Regions from separate parts of the Homo sapiens genome. Here region 2 is linked to region 1. A link is a loop called in an ENCODE intact Hi-C map of the cell type or tissue named here. Cell type or tissue: endothelial cell of umbilical vein. All regions are shown on one strand. Region 1 overlaps RNF32-DT (RNF32 divergent transcript). Region 2 overlaps LMBR1 (limb development membrane protein 1).

Region 1 (2,500 bases):
AGGCAGAGCTGGGTGGGATTCCAGCTCCATCATGTTCCCGCTCAATGGCTTTACCTTTTTTGCTCAGTTTCCTCATCTTTAAAGTGAAGGGAATAATAGCGTCTACCTTAAAGAGTTTTTAGATAAATCACTTAAAACATAGCAATTATGTAACAACTGCCAACAAGTACTAGTTATCATCATTGGACACTGTAAAATGTTTAGTGTCCAAACCTATAAAATAGCTCCTAAATTGAATGATCTCATGGTCTAGCTGGGAAAATAATGTGTAATTCAAAAATAAAAATAAAAATGTCAATTCTGTACAGAAATTCCCAAATGAATGTGTAGAATCTACTATCCGCACCAAGGAACGTGGAGAGATCACAACTTGGAGCCCCTGCAGAAAGTGTTTAGGGAAACAATGGGACTTGAACGGGAGCCTGGAGGCTTTAGGTAATGAGAGAGGAAGGGAGAGAATATTCTAGAAAGGAAGAATACCAGGTGAGAAGGTTTATGATGTATTTGGAAGCCACCTCCTGTGCCAGTCGGGCTGAAATACTGAGTTTGTGTGGAAGAATATGGGGTGAACCATGGAGAAAACTGATGAAATAAGATGGTGGGTCAGCATCATCCCAGAAGCCAACTACTGCTTGGAGAAGAGTTAACTCAGTGGCTGTCTGTACGATGAACTGAAGTCAAGAAGAAATTAGAAGCAAGGATGAAACAAGCGAAGTAAACCCTTCTATGTTTAACCACAACTTTGTAAACGCAGTGACTCATCTCCATTCATGGGTGTCAGCTTGGTTCTGAGCATGCAGATGAATGTATCCAACCAGGGCTGAGGAAGCCGGGTTGACCCTGAGCTTTGGCCTTTTAGTTCCGTTCCTTTGCAGGCAGATACAACTAGGAAACGAGGCCCATATTTTGAGAAGTAAAAATATTCTACTCTGAGATCTTTGCAGTTTTATTTCCCTAATTATTTTGGATAATCAACATTTTCATTTTTTTTTTCCAATTTTCAAATCAACTTTAGATTTAGCCCCTTAAATATATCTTTTAGGAAGTAGCATCTTGTTGCCTTAGGAACAGTGTTTGAAAAAGTTCTCATTTGTGCTGTACACTTCAATGATAAAGAAAGTTCACTGGCATCCCCCTGTGGAAAATGCTTTTATCATTTAAAAAAACATATGCACATAGAAAGAGTTAGTAGAAGTCACTATGTTGTAAGAGCCCAGGGTTGGTATTAGCAGAACTTAATGTATTCTCTCTCAAAATAAGATCATTGTTGGAAAAACTATAAATAATTTTCAAGTTTATTTTCAGATTGAGTTTGTTGTTAGTAGCACTTTAGGATTTACTGTGATGAAAGACAACGGTTGTGTTTTTAAAAAGTGTTCCCCACTTGGACTAACAAAGGGACTCAGCACTGCAGCCTCGATGGAACGTTCTTTCTCTGTGCAGGCACCAGATGGCGCCAAGCCGCAGGTCCTTCACCTGGATTAGTTCATTATTTTAAAAAAGAATTTGGGAATTATGGCTGCTGGCATTCAGGGCTCACTAAAATTTGTGTAATGTTTCCAGCTGTGGATAGAAGCGTCAAACGCTATGTTTAATATGTTTTTCCGGAATTTATTCTCATCAGTGGCTGGAATTGGAAGGCCATCTTCCCTCTCAATTCTTGACTTTGGAGGGAAGTGAGGGAAGCAGCTTTCTGCTTAGGCTGTCCTGGGCAAAATCTGGATATCTGCACCACCTTCCTTACAGTTTTTCTGTTGTGCTTCCCTTTAACCTGTGTAAAAGTGATTTACTAGGAGTAACTTACACTAAAGTGTCAGTGACTTATTTCACTAGAGGAATAGTCACAAAAAATAATGTCAGATGCAAAGGGTTAGGTTGCTAGAGGATTTTTAACTCTCAGTGACAAGGCAGTTCAGAAACTATGTTTAAGATTTACATTTACTTTTTTACCTCTAACCTTACTAATACTGTTTTTATGTGAACAGATAATAAAAACATATGACATTTTGTATGATGAATTTTTCTTACCAAGGCAAATTTGGTTTTGGATGTTTTCACAAGAGTAGTAAAATTAAGATTAGCCACGCTGAGCTCACAATGAACAAAAAAAAATAGTTTTTGGAGGTTTGATTTGAACTCTGAGAGGAACAGCGTAAGAAATAGAACAGGAAAAGACCTCCGAATATCCAGGAATGTTGTAATTGACATATTTGAATCTGAAAACACTGTTTATCCTTGCGGCTAATGCAGGGTAATATACACTGCCAATGCTTAAAACAAACGGGGTAAATGCCACTGCTGAAATTACAGCTTCTGCTTACATTCTTTCAGCTTATCCTTTATTTTTATAAAAATATTCCTCTTGCTGAACATATATTTTGAGATTAAGCAGTGTCTTTTCTTTCTCAGGGAAGAATATTTCTCAGCCCTCCGTTCTCAAGACAGATGAGTGCTTTAGAAAGAGGACTCTGCAGCGGTGAGGAGGATGGAATGACAGGCA
Region 2 (2,500 bases), 340 kb before region 1:
ACTGCAAGGACTGTGTGCTTTATTTTGATTTGTCATCAGGAATAGGCGATACACTGTTTGGACATCATGAAGGAACAATGCAAAATCCATCCTTTTAAAATTCATTTTTAAGTTCCATAGAAGATCCAAAAAACCAGACTTTTAGAGTATAAGCAGTCAAACTTAAGAAAATATTATATTTACTTATGAATAGATGCTAAGTCAAAAGTAAGTCCCTAATAAATTTTAATGTACTGTTGTTCACTAAATGTTCCTAGTCATTTGGGCTCAGTAGTTCAGTCATTTATCATAATGTGTATCAAGATAGTTACTGGATATTGAGGTATTGTTTATAACATTACAAATAGAAAAATCCTAGTGTTTGGGATAGGAAATTAATCATATCTTGTCGATCCAAACAGTGGAGTGCTTTTCTGGACATTATAGATGATAATGTAGGTATTTGTTGATATACAGAGATACCAGAAAAAAGCCCATATTTACGATCCAATGCCTATTTTGTAAAAAGAAAAAAGAGTACATGTGTAGGTAGCTGCATCAAAAAATACCTGGAAGGGTAAATACAAAGAGTTTAACTTTTTGTAGGATTTTATGATATGCATTTTTTTTTGGTATTTACATTGCATTTGGTGTTTGCATTTATACAATGGACATATTATTTGTTTTTTAAGAAAAAAGTTATGTGAAGATAAAAAGTCCCACATTTCATTGGTAGTTGTTATTTATTTTTCTTCTAAGTAAATAAGCAGAGGCTATTCTAATTCTGAAGTTCTCTCTCTGTCTGTCTCTGTCTCTCTGTCTGTCTCTGTCTCTCTCTCTCTCTCTCTCTCTGTCTCTTTTTACCCCAAATCAACAGTGGCTAATAATTCTGAAGTCCTCACACTACTTGAAAACAGACTGTAATCTCTTTTCTAAGCCTTATGCTTTGTTGGTAGAATTTTTAAAAATTGTGTAAATTGCTTTTTGATAATTGGATTAGATCTTTAATTCTACTGAAATATTGAACTTTTGTCATTTTGGAAATTATTGAGTATGGCTGAACTCTGATTAATTTTTTAATTTAAATTCATGAAGGCTTTTGTCTATGTGAGGAAAAATGATAAATTATTTCCTCTATAGTATTGTATATTGTAGTTTGAAATATTTTGTAACTCCAGCAGATGGAGCTAGAAGTTAATGCATCCTATGGTGATCTGGAAATTCAGTCTTGTTTTGTTTTATTTTAAACCACAGTTAAATAACTTTAAATTCAAATACCTTTTCTGGGGATGGGCATTGGATATCTTTCAAATAGGTTTCTGTTATAGTGTTGCTGAATTTTTTAGGGTTTGACTACTATATGGAAATATGTAATTTTACCTTTCTAAAGCAGAGCGATTTGATTAATATTTATTTTACAAATTAATATGAAATAATGTATAATGAAATATATGTGTTGGCCCTAACAGTAATTTTTAAGAATGATTTATCAAAATTATAGAATATTATTAAGGAATATGTATGTGTGTATGTTGATGTATATTTATAAAATGTTAGAAATTTACTAAGCTTTGCAAAATTGCCAAGAATGTAATTACTACTTAGCAATATATCTTAGATACATTATTATGTCTATGTATTAGATGTTCTTCTCATAGTATTTTTACTTTCTTATATATTGCAAATTGTATTAGATTAGCGTAAGTTGAGTCTGAAATTTTCACATTTATTTATTCTGGCTAATAAACTTATTATTTTGCATTTAATTACCTAGGTTGAAAAAAGCTGGTTGATCAGTACATGAAACAGGCATCTAATTTCTTGACAAACTAAATTAACTGGTATTTGGAACCCTTCTTGATTCAGGGTACTGAATCGTTTTCTTCAGTTGTCCAACAGACATTACTCCTTGTTTGATCTACTGATAAAGATTTCTTCACCCCGTCTCCCATCACTACTAAAAATACAAACGTTAGCCTGGTGTGATGGTGCGTGTCTATAATCCCAGATGCTCGGGAGGCTGAGGCACAAGAATCACTTGAACCTGAGAGGTGGAGGCTGCAGTGAGCCAAGATTGCACCACTGCACTCCAGCCTGGGCAGCAGAGTGAGACTCTGTCTCCAAAAAGAGAAAAGAAAAAAGGAAGAAAGAAAAAAAAATATTTTTTTCATTTAGCTTTTGATAAACTATCTTTGTTTTAATAAAAGTAAGTGTATTGGTTAGTCAGAAGAGATACTTTTTAGTGATTTGTGAGCATTGCCTAAGGCAAAGTTTTATTTTTTTAACTTTGACATCTAGAGAAGAATTTGAATTTTACTGTATAAAAGGGACATGTATGATTAGAAAGATAAATTCTGGAAGCATGTATGTTTATGGATCAATAACAATAGAAAGAGCCTTCTTTTATGCTCCAGAATTTATCTTTTTAATCATACATGTCCCTTTTATACAGTAAAATTCAAATTCTTCTCTGGATGTTAAAAGTTAGAAATAGATTTTAAACTTTTTTTCTTCTGAATAT

Evidence for each region. A loop is a pair of places that touch in the nucleus more often than their neighbours do. Peaks named below come from ENCODE experiments on the same cell type or tissue, not always from the same donor. Only the 100,000 strongest peaks of a DNase experiment are listed, where the experiment ranks them.
Region 2: it touches region 1 in a loop (5-fold over the local background); 6 of 110 quality-filtered maps call a loop at or near these places.

The regions. Positions count from the first base shown.
Region 1 is chr7:156,472,621-156,475,120 of GRCh38, reverse strand. RNF32-DT (RNF32 divergent transcript) reads left to right here. Exons shown (of 4, transcript NR_026865.2): 4 at 2,410-2,500. Among named protein-coding and RNA genes, the nearest start is that of LINC00244, 67 kb to the left of the region's middle. In endothelial cell of umbilical vein, a CTCF peak has its summit at 1,433 (motif pointing right); no DNase peak of the experiment used is centred here.
Region 2 is chr7:156,815,824-156,818,323 of GRCh38, reverse strand. The region is part of intron 4 of LMBR1 (limb development membrane protein 1); the gene reads left to right. Among named protein-coding and RNA genes, the nearest start is that of LMBR1, 76 kb to the left of the region's middle. In endothelial cell of umbilical vein, a CTCF peak has its summit at 1,161 (motif pointing right); no DNase peak of the experiment used is centred here.